Regions from separate parts of the Mus musculus genome. Here all the other regions are linked to region 3. Evidence: chromatin loops called from intact Hi-C (ENCODE). Cell type or tissue: left cerebral cortex. All regions are shown on one strand. Each heading gives the region's core, and the rest is flanking DNA. Links, peaks and the distances in the headings are about the cores only. Region 1 has its middle 2.4 kb from the start of Zfp219. Region 2 overlaps Zfp219 (zinc finger protein 219). Region 3 has its middle 9.3 kb from the start of Slc39a2. Region 4 holds the start of Arhgef40 (Rho guanine nucleotide exchange factor (GEF) 40).

The links. Hi-C counts contacts between places; a loop is a spot of excess contacts. Peaks named below come from ENCODE experiments on the same cell type or tissue, not always from the same donor. Only the 100,000 strongest peaks of a DNase experiment are listed, where the experiment ranks them.
Region 1: it touches region 3 in a loop (7-fold over the local background); 21 of 42 quality-filtered maps call a loop at or near these places.
Region 2: a loop joins it to region 3, with 4 times the contacts of the local background. A loop is called at or near these places in 29 of 42 quality-filtered maps.
Region 4: a loop joins it to region 3, with 4 times the contacts of the local background. A loop is called at or near these places in 10 of 42 quality-filtered maps.

Annotation. Positions count from the first base shown.
Region 1 is chr14:52,020,783-52,025,527 of GRCm38, forward strand. It overlaps a transcript of Zfp219 not described here. Among named protein-coding and RNA genes, the nearest start is that of Zfp219, 2.4 kb to the left of the region's middle. In left cerebral cortex, for the core only: a CTCF peak has its summit at 2,343 (motif pointing left); DNase peaks (open chromatin) are centred at 620, 920, 2,065, 2,369 and 1 more place; H3K4me3 peaks cover 903 bases; H3K27ac peaks cover 909 bases.
Region 2 is chr14:52,006,907-52,011,651 of GRCm38, forward strand. It overlaps Zfp219 (zinc finger protein 219), which reads right to left. Exons shown (of 5, transcript NM_027248.2): 2 at 3,064-3,152; 3 at 1,322-2,756; 4 at 458-589; 5 at 1-241. The coding sequence starts at 3,069. Among named protein-coding and RNA genes, the nearest start is that of Tmem253, 7.6 kb to the right of the region's middle. In left cerebral cortex, for the core only: a CTCF peak has its summit at 2,114 (motif pointing right); DNase peaks (open chromatin) are centred at 2,142, 3,682 and 3,995; H3K4me3 peaks cover 376 bases; H3K27ac peaks cover 1,367 bases.
Region 3 is chr14:51,900,500-51,905,244 of GRCm38, forward strand. No RefSeq gene overlaps it. Among named protein-coding and RNA genes, the nearest start is that of Slc39a2, 9.3 kb to the left of the region's middle. In left cerebral cortex, for the core only: a CTCF peak has its summit at 2,501 (motif pointing right); a DNase peak (open chromatin) is centred at 2,511.
Region 4 is chr14:51,981,233-51,985,977 of GRCm38, forward strand. It overlaps Arhgef40 (Rho guanine nucleotide exchange factor (GEF) 40), which reads left to right and starts at 3,601. Exons shown (of 24, transcript NM_198249.4): 1 at 3,601-3,759. The coding sequence starts at 3,757. In left cerebral cortex, for the core only: CTCF peaks have their summits at 2,192 (motif pointing right) and 4,457; DNase peaks (open chromatin) are centred at 3,551 and 4,480; H3K4me3 peaks cover 1,691 bases; H3K27ac peaks cover 1,374 bases.

The sequences.
Region 1 (4,745 bases), core at 262-4,261, 120 kb after region 3:
CAGATCTGGGATCAGGCTCTGGAATGGAGAGAACGCAATCCGGGCCTCCTCCATGTTTTCTCTTCCCCCAATCAAACTGCAGGGATAGTGAAGGGCTCTGAGAAAAGAATATTTTTCTTCAAAGTCAGGACGTAGTGGCCAAAGAAACTATAAAGAGAAAACAGCAATTAGCTGTCTTCCAGCTTTTACCGCGGTAATCGGAAACCTGGATATTGCATTCTGCATCTTAAGAGAAACTCAAGGACCGTATAAATGGGTCTCTTAACAATGCTGAACACTCAGGGCCAAAACCTCTGGTTTTATTTCTCATTACTTTGTGTCCAGAATAACCGACAAGGGCCTTTGTTCATTGTAAATTATTAAGATCCTAAGATGCTGGAGGCTCAATTTTTTTTCCTTTTCTTTTCTTTCCTTTTCTTTTCTTTTCTTTTCTTTTCTTTTCTTTTCTTTTCTTTTCTAAAAGGCAGGGTCTCACATGTATCTTTGCCTGCCTGGAACTTGCCATGTAGACCTTGATCCACATGCCTGTAAGTGCTGGAGTTAAAGGCACGTGCCACTCACCATGCTTGACTGAGCCTTACTGTATGAAGACCCTACTGTGTCACCATAAGTTTGCCTCCCCCACTACATCGTGAACTAAGTGTGAAGAATTGTTTATGAATTCTGCAGTGCTGCTCGCCAAATGGATACATGTTAACTTCCATCACAATTGGTTGGCCAAATTAAGTCGTAAAGCCTCACTCAGTTTCCTGGGGAAGATACTATAGAATATGAGGGGGAGCAAACAATTTAAGGAAAAGGTTGGAAATTTGTGGTGAAGCTTGAATGGCTCCGCAGTTGGGATTTGTCTACTAGCAACCATGCCTATTTCTCCTTGTTTAGTTCAGTGAGCTTCCGTGTGAAATTCTTAGTGGGAGAAAAACAAGACCAGGCGTCAGGAGACCTAGATTCTGGCTCTGTTGCTTGAGCGCATAAGATCTGTCTGAACTACACTTCATTTGCATGGCCATTACACCATGCTTCTTCTGCTTATCTTACTGAATCATATGGCGAAAATAGAGTCATGCACAAGACCTCTAAAATGATGAGGCCCTTGAGAGGTGGAAAATAAATTGTCTAAGAAGGCAGATAATGGTGTAAGTGAGTGAACTAGATTGCCTGTGAAGTGAGAACTGCTGGGAACTCAGCAGTACACACTGCTAAATGGATGTCTGTCCTCAACTCCACCAGCTACTGCCGTGGGCAGCTCTGGCTCCGGTAGTGCCATGGTTTCCGGATTTGAATAGAAGTCAGAAATTTAGAACACTCTTATTTTAAGTATTAATAATAAAAAAAATGTTTTTTTTAATTCAAGGGTCAGATTCAGCCTATAGTTCAGTAGACTGAAGTGTCAAGTTCTGCATTATGCAAATAGATGGCAAAAATTTGGGTTGAATCCTGGCTCTCAGAAGGCAGAGGCAGGAGGATCACTCTGAGTTCAAGGCCAGCCTGGTCTACAGAGCTAACTCTAGGACCTCTGGGGCTACACAGGAAAACTCAATTGTTTTGAAAAACCAGAAAACAACTAGAAGAATTGGGGGGTTGGGATGTACAGTGCGGTTTCTGTAGCTCTGGTGAAACACACCTGTGTTGGAGGGGTTAAACATGAAACTACCCCTCTAGACATTGCTTTCCAGGAAAAGGTCAGTTTGCCTGCGGGGGGGTGGGGGTGGGGGGGGATATTTTGCAATACTGGAAGAGAGTTTTGATGGTCAGCTGGGAGTGGGGTTGGTAAGGGAATGTGGAAAGGCAGGTACATTAGCATATAAATCAGGAGATTGCTTCAGGCTCCTCCTCTGTCTGTTACCTTTTGCATGCTACAAGCCAAAAGGGAGTCTTCTCTGTTTCTCATGACTACCCTCGCCACCCTGACTGGGCCAGAGTCCCTGGCTACTCTAGAATTCTGCATGGCTACCATGCTCCTAGTGACCACGCCATCTGACCCATTCTGCACCGATCTGGCAGCCTCTATGGAGGTCACCCATTTTATTTCAATTAGAACTTAACAAAAAGAGATTGTGACAAGGCTCCTGCTGACGTCACTTTTTAAAGGTCACGACCCCTTCTATTCTCTTAGAAGAGACAGTTCAAGTTGGACGACTTCCTTTGCAACTTAAGCCTGTGAGAGTTGGGGCGGGGAAACCCCATTCTGATGAATATTACTCTCGTTTCTTTGAAATTCAGTCATTTATTCTGACTTTGACTACAACTGACGATATCTCCCAAGTGAGTTCTCTTCCGTTTCTCGACCTGCTTTTTTGGCTCGGGGGTTTAAGTTTCAGGCTGAGTCCTCTGCTGCCACCTCGTGGCCTCTTGTCCGGGTTGAGGTATCACAAAAGTCTTCCTTCTAGAAATGGCACTAGAAAGTAGCTTGGTTAGAGCAAAGAATCTCCTCTCCACTTTGTGAAGTCTCACCAGACTTCCCCAACCCCGCCCCCCATCGCATGCGTCATTGAACATCCGGGAAACCTGACCTGGACGGAGGGCGGTACAGGAGGCATCAGACTCCACTAGGCCTCCAGTCTGTTATACATTCCTGGCCTGGAGCCCAGCAACAACGGGAGGTGGACCTGCCTGCTTGGCCTAGTTAATTCGCCTAGAAGTACGATTCTCCTCATCTTAGTGAGAGATAATCCGTGTGGTGTCTGGACGCCATGGGCCTGCCGTGTAGTGTCTGGTGCCATTTTCTTGTCTAAGGCCTGCTTACTGTTGCTCTATACCATGACCTCTATCTGGACTGGCCCAACTACTGCAGATTCCATATCCAGTTGATGCACTGAGCAGGATGGCAGTGGTGTGGTCCGTAGTGCCAGTTAATACAAAGGGGTCTGCAAACGCGTGATTAAGGTCTCCAAGGACTAGGAGACTGCCCTAAACTGGACTGCAGGGTGATTGTTTCTGAAGGTGGGAAAGCATTTTTGGTTGGTGCTATTTTTCGTTATCACAATATTCGTATAACATCTGTAGTTTAAAAAGCCAGTGGCTGGCCCAAAACTTAATCTGAAGACCAGGTTATCCTCAAGTTTACAGTGATCATCCCGTCTCTGTCTCCTGAGTGCTGGAATTACAAGTGTGCATCATCACATGTAGTGAGTTGTTTTTTTCAAGATGTGGTCCTACTGTGTAATACTGGCTGACCTAGAAGTCTGTATATAGGTCAAGCTGGCCTCAAACTCACAGAAATCCACCTGTCTGTCTCAGATCTTCTGTAAGAACAGCAAGTACTTTTAACCTCTCCAGCCTCTTGTAGTATATACATATATAATACATATGTACATCAATACATGTATATTATAGGTGATATTTTTTTTCATTTTAAAATTTATTTTATGTGACTGTTTTGCCTGTGAGTATGTATGTGTGCCTGGTGCCTGAGGTCAGAAGAATCCTTCAGATCCCTTGGAACTGGAATTATGGATGTTTGTGAACTGCTATGTGGATGATTGTGGGAATAGAACTGAAGCCAGCTCCTCTGAGAGAGCAACAACTGCTCTTAGCTGCTGAGTCATCTCTCCAGTTCGATAATTTTTAGTTGATACACCCATGCTCTCTAATCTGAATGACTGAGCCCAGGCAAGACTATAATGTAAGATGACTGGTATTCCAAAAACAGAGTTTCTTCTCATTCGTTAGGGTTTCATTGCTGTGAAGAAACATCATAACCAAGACAACTTTTATAAAAGAAAACATGTAATTGGGGCTGGTTTGTGGATGCAGAGGTTTAATCCATTATCATCATGGTGGGAAGCATGGCAGCATCCAGATAAACATGGTACTGGAGAAAGAGCTGAGAGTTCTACATCTGGATCTGAAGGCAGCAGAAGGAGACTAGATTTTTGTATTTCACACTGGGCATAGCTTGAGCATTTAAGACCACAAAGCCCCACATCCACAGTGACAAACTTCCTCTAACAAGGTTACACCTCCTCCAATAAGGGAGCACCTCCAAATAGTGCCACTTCCTATGCCTGAGCCTTCACACACATGTATCTATGGGTGCCAGACCTATTCAACCGACCACACTCATTTTGACATTTTTGGTATTTGGATCATACCAGTTTTTGTTGTGGAAGACTGCTCTGTCCTGCCCTTCATTACTGACCAATATCTACTTGACCTCCCTACTACTATGACAACCAGATATGTTTTCCAAACTTTGCTGGCTAGCCCCCAAAGGATCAAAATCACTCCTCCCTGCCTTGAAATGCAATGCCCTAGATGGACATAAGGAAGATGTGAACATTGTCAAGATTCTTGTATTTAAGAGACCAACAGGAGACCTAGGACAGCAAAGGCTCGTCCAAATGTCTGCACTTCTCCCCTTGCGTTGTTGCTGTCTCTCCTTTGCCTCTTCCAAGGCTTTTTTTTTTAATTACTATTTAAATTTTTTACTTATTTTTATGTGTATGAACGTTTTGTGTGCATGCTTGAAAGTACACCTCATGACTGAAATGCGCATAGAGGGCAGGAAAGAGAATGGGGTTCCCTGGGACTGGAGTTACAGACAGTACAGAGCTACCATTCGGGTGCTGGGAATTGAACCTGGGTCCTCTAGAAGAGCAGCTAGTGAAAAACCACTCTCCAGCTCTCCTGCCCCCTCCTGCCGCTCTTTAAGATTTATATGTGTGGGTGGGTTTTGTCTACATATATGTATCTCTACTGCAAGCCCACCTGCTGCACTTAGAGGCTGGAAGATGGCACTGCTT
Region 2 (4,745 bases), core at 340-4,339, 110 kb after region 3:
GTGCTGCTCGAAGGAGGCCGGGTACTTGCAGTGCCCTCTACCCAGGTGGCTGAGGCCTGAGTTGGCTTGGCTCCTGACTGCGGCTGCAGTGAGCCCCGCTGGGAAGGTGGCGGGGGTTCTGGGGGAGGCCCAGGACCCGCACTGCTCCTCTGCTCTCGGTGGTGACGCTGAAGGTGATACTTGAGCGAGCCCGACTGGGTACCTGCATAGTCGCAGTGTGGACACTTGTAGGGACGCTCACCTGGGAAGAGTAGGTCACGGGATCACTACCACTCGCACACCCACATGTATTTTGCTCAATTTACAAACTTCATCCCAAGGAGCAAACGCTGACTCCCCGCGAGGTGATTTAGATGATCTTTCCAACCTGAAGGGTGGCCAGCAGAACCTCCAGCCTTCTGGCTGCTCTTACCTTTCTTCCTCCTAGACCCTCCCCTATGCAGAAAGCCTCCCTCACCTGTGTGCACACGGAGATGCACTTTTAAGTGATGCGCCGAGCGGAAAGATTTTCCACAGAAGGGGCAGTCCTTGCCAGTGGCCCCACGGCCCGCTTCAGATCGTGTCCCTCCAACCAGCAGCCCGTTTTCTTCTGCAACACGTTAAAAGGAAGATATAGGGTCTCGCTGCCTTGTCCCAATCAGGTACCCATTATACCCACCATCCCTTTGGGCTCAAAAGGAAAGAGGTTTGGGGGAACATAGATTTGTTAAAGAGTTAATACCCTTAGGAAACCACAAAACTTCCAGTAAGAAAAAGGGAGCCGGGCGTGGTGGCGCACACCTTTAATCACAGCACTTGGGAGGCAGAGGCAGGTGAATTTCTGAGTTCAAGGCCAGCCTGGTCTACAGAGTGAGTTCCAGGACAGCCAGGGCTACACAGAGAAACCCTGTCTCAAAAAAAAAAAAAAAAAAGAAAGAAAGAAAGAAAGAAAGAAAGAAAGAAAGAAAGAAAGAAAGAAAGAAAGAAAGAAAGAAAGAAAGAAAGAAAGAAAAAGGGAGTACGGGGACAGAAGCCCAGGAGAAAGAAAGAAAGAAAGAAAGAAAGAAAGAAAGAAAGAAAGAAAGAAAGAAAGAAAGAAAGAAAGAAAGAAAGGAAGGAAGGAAGGAAGGAAGGAAGGAAGGAAGGAAGAAAGAAAGAAAGAAAGAAAGAAAGAAAGAAAGAAAGAAAGAAAGAAAGAAAGAAAGAAAGAAAGAAAGAAAGAAAGAGGGAGTACGGGGACAGAAGCCCAGGAGAAATCGAAGCAAGTCTTCTGAAAAGGCGTGTGGGACAAAGTTTCGAGGACCAAATGCCACAACCCCCCAAGAAAATAGTGTGTACATACCTTGGGTGGCCGTGGATCTCGCCTGGGTCCCCGCGGCAGGTGCAGGCTGTCCTGACCCCTCACCTGGGTTGGGGTGCAGGGAAGTCAGAGAGCCCAGCGACCTGCCTCGGGCCCAGCTCTCCTCTTCAGCCTCCACCACTTCTTCTTCCTCTTCTGGTTCCTCTGTACGGTGTCGCCGAGCCCGGTTGGGAAGAGCTGAAGGCAGTGGGCGGAACCCTCCATAGCTTCGGCCACCTCCAGGGTCAGCACCCTCACCATTGGGTCGTACTTCCCCAGCTCGTACACTCAGGTAGCCTAAGAGGCTTGGGGGCTCTCGGCGCTCAGCCGGAGCGGGTGCTGGGGCCAGGAGGAGTGCAGGGCCCAGTGGCTCATATGCCAGTAGGCTCAGGTCGGGAGGCTGAGGGGCCCTGGCAGGTGCAGAGCCAGGGCCTGGAGCACGCAAAGGACCCAGCTTGCTGGTGTGCACCTTCATGTGGTTCTTAAGGAACCAGGGCTCCTTGAAGCAGCGACCACATACGGGGCACGCATGATCAAAGGAGGCCTTGTGCTTGCGCATGTGACCCTTGAGAAACCAGGACTGTGTAAAGCTCTGGCCGCACACCTGGCAACGGAATTCAGGTGGCGCAGGGGGCTCCTCCGGAGGTGCAGGAGTTGGGGCAGGGTTTGCCTCCCGGTCAGGCTCTGGCCTAGGTTCAGGCTCAGGCTCAGGCTCAAGGGCAGATCTGGGTTCTTGCTGGGGTGGAGGCGGGGGTTCAGGCGTAGATGTAGCCGCCAGGGGGCGCTCGGAAGCCCCGTGGGCCGTCAGACTGTGGTGCAGCAACTCCTCCTCCTGGCTGGAGCCAAAACTGCACAAGCTGCACTTCCAGGGCCTGTGCAGGATATGCAGGTGGCGTTCCCGCTCCGCTGAGGTGCGAAACTTGCCTTTGCAGAAAGGGCAACGGAAGGCAGATGAGGAAGGGACCTGAGGGCGAGCCAGGCCCTCTGCGGCAGGGCTGGACTGCATGCCGCCTGAGCTTCTGGCTCTCCCGAGTCGGGCTTCGCGAAGCAGGGCGCGTTCCTCCAACTCCAGCAACAGCCGTGCAGCAGGGCTGCGTGGACGCTCCGGCTGGTGCGTTCGGAGGTGTGAGCGCAGCAGAGCCCGCTGCGCTGCGCGGTGGCCGCAATGTGGGCACTGGAAGGCTTGGGCGCCCGGGTGGGCTCTCAGGTGCAAAGCCAAGATGGAATTGAATCGGAAGCGCTTTCCGCACACAGGACAAGGGAAGCGCCGTTCGCCTGCACGAGTCTCAGACCAACCCACTGCTCCCATCCCAGGCGAGCCGGGTCCTGGAGTCCCACTGACACCTGGTCCGTTGGAGTAGCGCTGCAGATCCAGCTCGCCGTCGAAGGCTGGTGGGGAAGGCTCTAGGTGGCCGACCAGGATGCGGGGACGTGAGCCCTGTGGGGAAAGATGCACGTAGAGGACAGGGTGGAAAAGACCACCCTGTAGAATGTAGAAAAATGCAAAGGCACGAAGAACAGTAAGAAGAGTGTGTATGGAGGTTGGGAGATTGGGACCTAACCTAGGTACCTTGATACCTCTCACCTCCAGAAACTGTGGGATGAGTGGAAGTTGGACACCGGGGCCAAGTTAATAACGTATGCTACTATAATACGAAGTTTAAAAAACAAAGAAACAAAAAAGGAGGCAGGAGAGGGTGTCCCGCTGAAGGCACTTTGCAGGTCAAGGACAGAACTTCACTCACCTCCATGGACCCCCTTCACATTCTTTGGTTCTGAGGATTGGAAGGAGGAAGAAGAAAAGCTGCTAATGAAGGCAACAGGTGCGGAGGTGCTAAAACAAGACAGAGCGATTGGAGGAAAGATGAGCCCTGGCTTTTGGCAGTAGAGTCACCCCACTTAGCAGCCTGTATCCTTGAAACCCATCCCTTCTTCCTATTGTGATCTTGGGGTATTCCAGCCTTCTTATTTGCTGTCCTCAAAACTTGCATCCCTTCATCTGCCAACTTGTATGATAAATACAGACTTCCTCCCCCAAATGATGTTTTAAACACCTAGTCCAGAACCGCCGCCGCCACCACACACACACACACACACACACACACACACACACAATGTGGGAGGCCATCATAGTATACCCCTCTTCCACTCGCGTTGGGCTGTGCCCCTGGATAAACAAATGTGGAGGGCTAGCCATACTCCTGTTATCCAAATGGTACTAGCTCCTCTCAGACCAGGGCCAGCCAGCCAGAAGCCCTCCAGGTTCCTCCTCCTAGCTTCTGCCGGCACCCAGTCTTCTGGTCTTCCTCCTCCCCCTCCCCCTTCCTGGATTCCTGATCCATTCATTTCCATTCATTACAGAGACTCATTCATGCATGGGAGAGAAACACCTCCCAGCAGCAGAGTCTGGAGACAGAGGGGGAGGGGCGTGAAGGGAGAGCCAGCTACAGAGGGAATGAAGAGAGTTGGGGGGAGGCCTGGAAGTTAAGGGGCACTACCAGTCTAGGGAAGGGGTTAAAAACTGCAAATCCCATTTAGGTTTCACCCCGTTTCAAACCTTGGAGCCTGTGGTTTGACGGGGCATCTCAGCCCCTTTGTCCAGAGCTGCTCCGAAGCGGGCTTTCCTCCTCTCTGCAGGGGAGAGGCTTCCTCACACAAGAGGAGGATTACACTGGCTCTGAGCTCAAGAGGCTGGAGTGAGGGATGGGGGGCGGGGCCTTGCCATCTGCACAGATAGGGGATCCACACAAGCTCGGAGCAGGAAGGGGTTAAAATTCTCCATCTAAAATTCCCTACCCGTGACAAGTGTAGCACAGGGCTGGGAAGGACAGAGTTGAGGAAGAGGAAGGCAATGGGAGGTTTCCCTGCTATTTAACTGCTGACAAGGTCATGGAATTTAGGCTTCAGTGGATGACCAGAAGTCATCTAATCTACCTTCCTCCTTCCATAGAGAATTGTATCTTGCTCAGGCTAGATGAACTTGGGCCTAGCTTCTTTTTTTAAACCTCAAACATAATAAATACTCAATAAAAAACTTCCTTACAATGAGACTCATGAAACTGAAATGGGTTACTAAGAAAAATTAAGAGGACCCAAGCATTACTTTACTTACAGATTTGAAGAGTACTGGGCCAGGAGTCAGCCCTACCTATCAGCAAAGAAAACACTGGGGGTCCAAAGCTTTTTTAATTTTCAACATTTAGTGGAGGGGGGCAAGGCTTTATGAAGGGGCAAACCCTTGTCACATGCGGAATCTGACTTTTGAGAGTCAAAATAAGCAAGATGTCCTGCTCAAACATCAGTAGAAAACCAATGCCGCTTAATGTGTGTGCTTCTATGGGTCCAAATTCAGGCATCCTTTCCTGGCCTATGAGTCCTCCAAATGAGGCTGTTACTGGGACCAACAGCCTTAGCAGGCTCACTGACA
Region 3 (4,745 bases), core at 226-4,225:
GAAGAAGAAGAAGAAGAAGAAGAAGAAGAAGAAGAAGAAGAAGAAGAAGAAGAAGAAGAAGAAGAAGAAGAAGAAGAAATAAGAATTAGGCTTCCAACCAACCTTCAAGAAGCCAGCTTCTTATTTCAGCTACCAATAAGCTGTTGTCTTGCCACACCCACTCCAGTAGTGACTCTCGTGACAGGCCTAAAATCCTGGAGGCAGTCCTGAGGTGAAAAGTTCACGGAAACTTAGTCTCCTTGAACCGTGGCATCCTGTAAAACGAATGCCCCAAATCTGTCCTTGCTTTAGTCGGTGAACGAATCTGTGGGCTTTCCCTCAATATTGTTTTATTATAAGAGCCTCTAAGAATTGATTTTGACATATAGCTAAGTTAGAATAGCCTCCACCAGTGTTCCAATGTCCTAGGCAGTGTTTGAGCCAACCCTGGGCTTGGAATTCAGTGAGAATCTTATCTATTCAGTAACATTTAGAATTACCTCTAGTATTGTAAGAGACAGTGAAAGTAATCAGGCATTACAGTTCACTAGAATAGAGCTAGTAATCTCAGAGCTAATCTACATAGTATACTTAAAACAGTAGCAGAGTCACTCCCATACACAGGAATTTCCTAGAGCGCAGGGGGAAGGTGGACTATACAATAGACTACAATTGGAACTATGGCAAGGGCATGAAGCCCTTGCCCCTGGCTTCTAAGTTAAAGCTGACCTTAGGTGGGGCTGGTTTTTGTTTGTTTGTTTGTTTTGTTTTGTTTTGTTGGTTTTTTTGAGACAGGGTTTCTCTGTATAGCCCTGGCTGTCCTGGAGCTCACTTTGTAGACCAGGCTGGCCTCGAACTCAGAAATCTGCCTGCCTCTGCCTCCCTTGTGCTAGGATTAAAGGCGTGCGCCACCACACCCGGCAGTGGGGCTGTTTTTGATCCCAGTTGCTAACACTGATTTTATCCCAGTTGGTTCCTGTTAGCTTTTAGTACGCATTCCTCTGTTTTGTTGTAAAAGTAATTTTGCATCAGATAACTTCAATGTAACTTGGATGACCTTAATCTATCACTTAACTTCTTTGTTTTCTGTAATGTGTAAGACTGATGCTCACTTGACAAATTACATTCAGATACAACACCCCCTTGTGTTCCTGTCTGTTTGTCACTTTTTCACCGATTCCCTGTCCACCTGTACCAGGACCCTGATTTCTCCTGCGGATTGAGGGGGGCCAACTGAGGCCAGTCCACAGCATTGTCTGAAGTAACCCTTCTGGACCTTTCCTGCCTCTGCTTTAAGGCCGAGGGACTGATGTGGTGTGGTTTGGTTTCTACGTTGCAGTCGCAGGAAAACAGTTTGTGAGGAATGCAAGAGAAACTAGAGTTCAGAGACTTTACTGGAGCAGAAAGAACAGGTCTTCAGGCAAAGATCAACATTTGACGGCTCCTTGCTTAGTGTGAGTGAGGAACTGGGTTTGATCCCCAGGACCAAAGAGAGAGTTGAGTGAAAGCCTCAGACTCACTCTGCTGGGGTAACCTGTGCCTCTCGGTCCTTCCCTGAAGAAGCTGTGGAGTGTAAAGAACAATGCCAGAGCTTACAGAGCTGGGGTGGGAGCACAGACACCCTCGGCAACCTGAGGAGATGCCCATTGCACTAGCAAAGAGGAAGCAAAAATAGATTATGCCTCAAATGCAATCTCTGGGGATGCTTACAAATTCCCAGCCTATATAAAAGATGGTTTGGGGTTTTGTTTGGTTTGGGTTGGGTTTTTTTGTTTGTTTTGTTTTGTTTTGTTTTGTTTTGGTGATTTTTTGTTTCTTTGGTTGGTTGGTTTTGGTTTTGTTTTTTTGTTTGTTTTTAGTTTTGGTTTCTGGTTTTGTGTTCGTAGTGACTCTACCTGGTCCTATCAGAGTATACCCTATATTTTCTATGAATTCACCATCATGAGGGAGAGTTAAATTGCTCCGGGCACCATATATCCTTGCTGAACCCTGAGTCTCAGGTCGGAATCCATCCCTCTTTTCAGGTTACTCCTGACTTACCTTTCAATGGTGCTGTTCCCACTCCAACCTTTCTTCTGATCTTGGTTTCACTTCTGCCTACTGTAAGGTCTGTACAATTATATATTGCTTAAAGACAAGGATATGTTCTGAGAAGCATATATTCAGTAATGTTTTTGTCGTTGAGAAAACACTGGAGAATGTGCTACACAACCCAAGAAGCCATTGGCGTCTGTAAGAGAATACTGTGGGTCTATTGTCACATAAGTGGTGAGATATATGTAGGGCTGGCCAAAATGTCATTATGAAACTCATAAGAGCTTCAAACTGACTGTAAGGTCCTTTTTCACTCTGTTCTGATTTCTCATTCTCTTGAGCTGTTTCTTACCTCACCTGCCCCTAATGTCTGGAAGACACTCAAATTCCTTAGGAAAAAAACAAGATTCAAAGCAGGTCTTGGTTTCAGGGCTGCCTTATGTTCATGAACAATAGGGCTGTAAGACTGGGGGCTGGCCACAGGGCGGCGCTGTGACTCCACAGGTGAACTAGACTATGTAGGTCCAAAAACTAGGGTCAACCAGAGACACCAAATGTCCTCCCCCAAGTTCCTGCAAAACACCTCTTCACCTGCCTTAGATTCTGGAGCAGAAACACCTATAGTTGTATGCACATACATGTACACTTAAATGAAATGTGAAAATCACTCTGCTAACAGTACTACTTTCGTAGGCAGATACCAAGCAAAGATTCCTCTTCCCTTCCATAATACACAACAGCAGCTCTACCAGTAAAGGCTGGTTGAGGTCTTAGGGCTTCACTTTTTCCTTACGTTGGGCTAAATGACCCCAGTGATTACATGCTTTGCATTCTTTCCCTGTGGCATTTCAGCAATCTTTTTTGTCTGACCCAACACCCATCCAGCAGCTAACTCTAACCCACTAACGCCCTCTTCTGACACTGGCCTACAACATGGAAATAGGCTTAGGGGTAAGGCTGCAGCTCAGTAGTAGAGCACTGGCCTAGCACGCACAAGGTCCTGGGTCCAATCCCCAGCACAAGAAAGAAAAGCCTCAGCAACAAGGACACAGTGGCTCACTACCGTGTTGGAATGTGAGCACTTGATGTCAAGGGGCCCAGTTTCCCACTCACTGCCATTGAAGAAATGCGACAGTTGGGATTTCCATAAAGCAAGCTTTAATGATCGCAAACAATATTCTATCTACATAATTCATAAAGTGCTTTCTCCTTCATATTTGTGTGTGTGTGTGTGTGTGTGCGCGCGCGCATGCGCATGTTCACAGTGTACTCCTGAGTGTTTATGTCTGTACACCTACGTGTGAAGGCAGAGGTGGACTTTGGGTTGATTCCTCCATCACTCTACGCCTAATTTTTTGAGACTGGGTGTCATCCAGCCCAACCCTCTAAATCAAACAGCCACCGTTGTCACTCCTGCTTGTAAAAGATCAGCACGCCTGGGCGTGTTGGCACGTAGGCAGGAAGCAGGGTCACAGGACCCTCACCTGAGAACTCAGCCCTTTGTGCCAAATTCCATGAGGCCTGGGAGTCCTGGGGAGGGAGCAGTCTACAGTCTACAGCCCAGGGAACACTAGACGAGAGCTCCACCTGAGCCGCAAACGGGGAGTCACCACCTAGGCTGGGTACAGACCTTCCAGGGTACCTGCCTTAAAGTTACCCATAATCTCTATGAAAGCTTAGTGAACTCGGTGGCCCCCCAGGGTGAACTCTGATAGAGCTGAGCTTTGCTTTGTTATTGGGGCGTCATGAGGAGACATACAGTGCTTAGCCCCACACCCTCAGGAAGAATGTTCTCTCAATACTAGGTCCCAACTGAAAATGGTGTCCACTGATGGGCTAGGCTAGCCCACTAGTGAGCCCCTGGGGTCCTCCTGTCTCTGCCTCCCAGCCATGGGATTATACGTGCACAGTCAAACCCAGATTTTTTTTTTTCAGTGTATGCTAGGGATCAGAACACAGGTCGTCATGGTGGCACAAGGACTGTACATGCTGAGCCATCTCCCCAGCCCCCTCCTTTTGCCTCGAGAGTCCAAGAAGGAACCTGCGACAGCTACAAGACATCTGAATCCCCATGGTTGTTACTCATAATTGCTTAACGGCCTCTTACAGAACCATCATTTTGCTCCCAGATCCCCTGGAATCCATCAGTGAGTAAAATCCTAAAAAGAAGTCCCTTTGACTGTGACCTTCTTGAATCACAAATAGGATGAACTTATAAGCAGCAGTGCCCTGTGGTACGTAGCACTCTGTGTCCGAGTTTACTCTCTTGCTGAATGATCCATCTAAAATGTACTCTAGGTAACGCAAAGGTGACATGGAGGCTCACAACCATCCTTAAAGAGATCTGATGCCCTCTTCTGGCAGGTATGAAGACAGTTACAATGTACTTACATATAATAAATAAATATATTGTAGCCGTCTTCAGACTCCAGAAGAGGGCATCAGATTCCATCACCATGTGGTTGCTGGGACCTGAACTCAGGACGGCTGGAAGAGCAGCCAGTGCTCTTAACCGCTGAGCCATCTCTCCAGCCCCTCAGTCGGTTTTCTTAAAGGACATGATATTGATGACATCTCTACAACAGCTCCTCTTTCCCAAGCTTAAAAATGCTATTAATAAAAAGAATGACACCACTTTCTTGGCTCCCGTGGTCACACTCTGTGCAGCTTTTATACCCCACAAGCCATCCCAGGTGCTTTCAGAGGAACAAGGAAAGGCAAGCAAGGGGCAG
Region 4 (4,745 bases), core at 540-4,539, 81 kb after region 3:
TAATTATTCTCTATCAAACTGGGGATAAAATTCAGGGCTTTGTGCATGCTAGGCAAGTGTTCTACCACTGAGTTACATTCTTACCCTCCTGATTAGTAGTATTATTTTTTCTTAGCTTTATTTGTGTGTGTGTGTGTGTGTGTGTGTGTGTGTGTGTACTATGCCTATGTCTGGTGCCTGCTGAAGTCAGAAGAGGGTAACATCCCCTAGAACTACAGTTACAGACAGTTGTGAGCCACTGTGTGAATTCTGGGACCATTGAGTCCAGGTCTGAGTGCCCTTAATCCTTGAGCCATCTCTCCAGCCCCACAAGTTATAAGCTTTCGTTTAACTTTATTTACTTGTAGATGAATACATTTAGCCATCTTCAAACACACCAGAATATTGCATTACAGATGGTTGTGAGCCACCATGTGGGAATTGAACTCAGGACCTTCTTCAGACGAGCAATCAATGTACTTAACTGCTGGACCATCTCTCCAGCCCCCGAGTTATAAACTTTTAAAGAAATGTTATCAATCAAAAAGTAACGTAAAACAGAAAAATCACACCAAATAGAGCCAATGCAATATTTATTTATTCTTATCCTAAAACAACTAACTTTTGATACCCAGTTTCCTTGGAAAGTGCTGCTAACAAGAACACATCCCTTCATATCTGATCCTAAAACTCCCCTTTATGGTCCTCCAATTTTCTCTTGACTGAGGTACAGAACTGAAGCAGGACCCTTACCACAGCTCCTCCTCAGGTGGCTAAGGATTGGTGGGCAGCCCAAAGCATCAACCCTCTATGCATGGCTGGTATGTTGCAGCTCATTACCTAGGCAGTACACGTTACACACACAGCTGTTTCTTCTGCCTTCCCCCCACGTTAGGGTAACTCCATGCACAGCTTCTCCATTGCAACCATACAGAACACTTCTTAGGAATTGATTTAACTATTATTCTATACCAAGTCTAGATAGAAGTGGACTTTCTTTCTCCTTTGGTCCACAGAGACACATTTACCACTTTTAGACACTCAGCACTATTACAAAAGCAACATTATATTAATGGGACAGTGAGGTGGTAGAAAAGGTGGTATAATAAAGTTCTTGTATGTACTTTGACAGCTAAACTACTATAACTTACAACTTGGTTAAGAGTGAAAATGTGGAGTCAGACAGCTGGACACAAGCCCTGGCTTTCCCAAGTACTGTACAGTATATATTCAAAGTTACATCATTTCAATAAAATGAAATGTCTTCTTCTATGAAATATGTAGGAATTTTCTAGGTTCGAAAGAACTCGAAATATATAAACCACAGAAGTAGATGCTCACAGTCATCTATAAGATGGAACACAGGGCCCCCAATGGAGGAGCTAGAGAAAGTACCCAAGGAGATGAAGGGGTCTGCAACCCTATAGGTGGAACAACAATATGAACTAACCAGTACCCCCAGAACTCGTGTCTCTAGCTGCATTTGTATCAGAAGATGGCCTAGTCGGCCATCACTGGGAAGAGAGGCCCTTGTTCTTGCAAACTTTATTTGCCCCAGTACAGGGGAACACCCGGGCCAAGAAGCAGGAGTCGGTGGGTAGGGAAGCAGGGCGGAGGGAGGGTATAGGGAACTTTCAGAATAGCATTTGAAATGTAAATAAAGAAAAAATCTAATAAAAATAAATAATAAATAAAAATATATAAACCACATTGAAAAGTATCTGTGATGCAGGAGAGGACCTGTTAGCTTGGTATCTTCTCTATCTCTGCTTTATGCTATCCCTTCACATCACCTACCAAAGAGCACACACCAACTCAGACTGCATTGTATGCACACTGGTAGGTAAGAGTTCCCTACGGAGAAAGGGCTGTTAACCACTGTAAGCACACACCATGTACTGAAACTCATGGTAAGAAGGGATAACTTATATCTCAGAACCTAAATCCAAACTCCTTCACGCCACCAGTTCAAAGCTTTTGAATGGATCTTTTTTCCCATGATATATGTTTATATCTCACTGCCTAGCTATGGGTGTCCCTGGATTCTACCAAATGATTTGAGCATAAGGAATCTTAAGTTCCAATAAGGGAAGGTTCAATCGTTCCAGACCGAGAATGGGTGAACTAGATTTGATGAGTAAGGTTTACAGAAAATCCTCTGAAAAAAAACTTCCCTAGAAGGCCTCTACAACCTGCTGCTGGGCAGTATTTACCAGGCAGACACCAGGGGGTAGTAAAATCTCACTCTCTTGGTCATTAATAACAAGGAGACTGAAGAGTCTACCTTAACTGGAAGGTTGGAGATAGCTCCACAGTTCTTGCCGGTTAATCACAGGGTTTTCCCTGCTTGAGATTCTTTTTTAACCCTATGAACCAGAGGGCTCGTGTCATCCCCATGAATTAAGTTTCTCCCTTCTCCAGACCCACAGGAAAAGGGGCAGAATGTAGCATCCTAAGATGAAAAGAGCCTGTCATGGAGGCCCTTTCTTCTCCTCCTGCTCCAAGCCTCATCGACTGTATCCACTACCACACGTCTTCTAAATAAACTTTACCCTCTAACTGCAATGCCAACACCTTCACGATCTCTCTGGGAAATGAGTACCTTTCAGATCGCCTCCCAAATGTCCACCTTTTGGACCAGTCTGTGACTCAGAGACAGGCAGGGCAACCCCTTGATGTGCTGCGGTTCCTCAAGCCTTTTTGAGAGACCCCACTCGGCCTTCACTTCCATGTAGAAGTGATACTCGAGTTTGTAGGTGAGGCAAAAAAAAAAAAAAATTAAAGGAGCCTAGCCCCTTTTGTCTGAAGTGTAAGATAATAGTCACTGCCAAAAGCCCTAGCATATGGGCCACTATCGCCCTGCAACAAGAAGGAAAGATCTGACATCAGTACTAAAGCGTGGGGTCTAATCCGGGAACTGTTGCTTCCCCTTCTCTAACCGCAGAGCAACAGGGGTCTAAGGTAGAGAAAAAGGCAAAGGCAGCGTGGAGCAACTCCGCAAACGCCCCCAGACCCTACAGAGGGATCCTGATCCCGGGGCCCTGGCCTCTCAGCCGTGACACATATCCCCCCACCCCACATGCCAAGCCTTTACTTCGTAATTCCCCTCATCCCCCGCCCTCCCCAGGCTGCACACAGGAGCCCATTGTAGTCTCATGGAGCCTTGAGACCCAAGAAGGTGGAAGGGGAAGAAGGGCGGGCAAACGCCCAAGGCTTGGGGGAATACCCTAATTTCCCGGCCTTCAGCTCTACCTAAAGGGAACTAAAGGCTGTGGATCGACCTGGGCCCCAGGACCTTGCCAAGCCTTGCCACGGACCGGAGATGTGTCATGGACCCTAGAGATGGAAGAAGGCTTTTGGCCGCCGGGCAACCTGGGACCTAGGCGGGTCCCCTGCAGGGTCCCGAGCTGAGGCTGAACTGATCCCGCAGAGCGAAGAAGACGCGGGAAACCCGGGGCGTCCTCAGCTGGGCGGTTCTCGGAGGGGGCGGGGCGGGCTGGCAGCAGACAGCCAGGGGAGCGGAGGCGAGGCTTGTGGCCAGGGTTGGGGGGGCTTCTCGGCTGGGGTCCCGGGCTGGGCGGGGCGGTGCAGGCGGCCGTCTCGGCCCTCCCTGGCGGGGCCCCCGCGGCCTGGGCTGCCGAACGAGCGGGGAGAGCCGCGGTCGCCGCGCGAGTTGTCCTGCAGCTAGACCCGGCGAGACTGAGCGCCCGGAGGGAGGCGGTGGCTCACCCGCCCCGCCCGCCCGCCGGAGAGTGGGACACCTCCCGACGCCGAGCCATGGTGAGTCCCGCGAAGCACCCCGGTGTCCCCTCGGCCTTCGCGCAGCCCGCTCCGGGCCCCCAGCCCCGTGCCTCTTGTGCCCGCTTAGCGCTCCTTGGCGCTTCGGAGACTCTCCACCCTCCCATCCCCCCTTCTTTTCTTCGATCTGCGGTCCTGCTGCCTGCTCAGTCCCTACCGAGTATTGCCATGACCCTTTCTTTCTTCTGTGCCACCTCCCCATCCTTCGATGGTCTTTGCACACATCCCACCCCCGGTCTTTTTGGTCCTACCCAGTCTTCTTTTGCTGAGTTTTCCCTCCCCCTCCCTATCTCAGTTTTTCACTCCTGGAGACCCTCTGCGAGTTGGTCTGGCGGCAGCCCTTGAAAGGGCACTGTCCTGGGTCATGAGAACTGACCTGCCTGGAACCACCATTTTCCATCCCAGTCCCCAAACCCGGTGAGATGGGCCCACCCATCCGGCCCTGAGGGACTAGCCACAGCTGTGGCTGGGCCAGGGCCAAAGGGCATGTCCAAAGGGAAATTCCCTCACAGAAAGGGGGCTGTTTGGGGGTGGGTAGGGGGTGTTCCGCAGTACCAATGGGCGTGACGTTGCCAGAGCCAAAACCATAGTTTTTGGGACAAAGTTCCCCGAGGTTCATGCAGCTGCAGGGAACTGAGCTGTTCCTGACAGTGCCTGCCTCAGAGCACTGTCGCTGCAGGGAGGGATCTGGATGGAATCCTGTAGAGCAGAGGCTCGGAGAGCAGCAGCTCAGGGTACCAGAAGCCCATGTCAACCAGAGTGAACACTAAGCCCGGAACTTTCCGGCCAGAAGTACTATGAAGTACTACGGGGAGAGCGCCCACTGCCCAGGCGGGTGCAGCCTATAATGCTCATTGCAGAGTGGAGGAGGGGGAGAGGCCCTGCCAGGGCAATGTCTACGGAGAGTCTGGGAAGCATCACCCTGCTCAGAGGGTTGGAGCAAGACAGGAACTAGGCCAGTGAGCGCT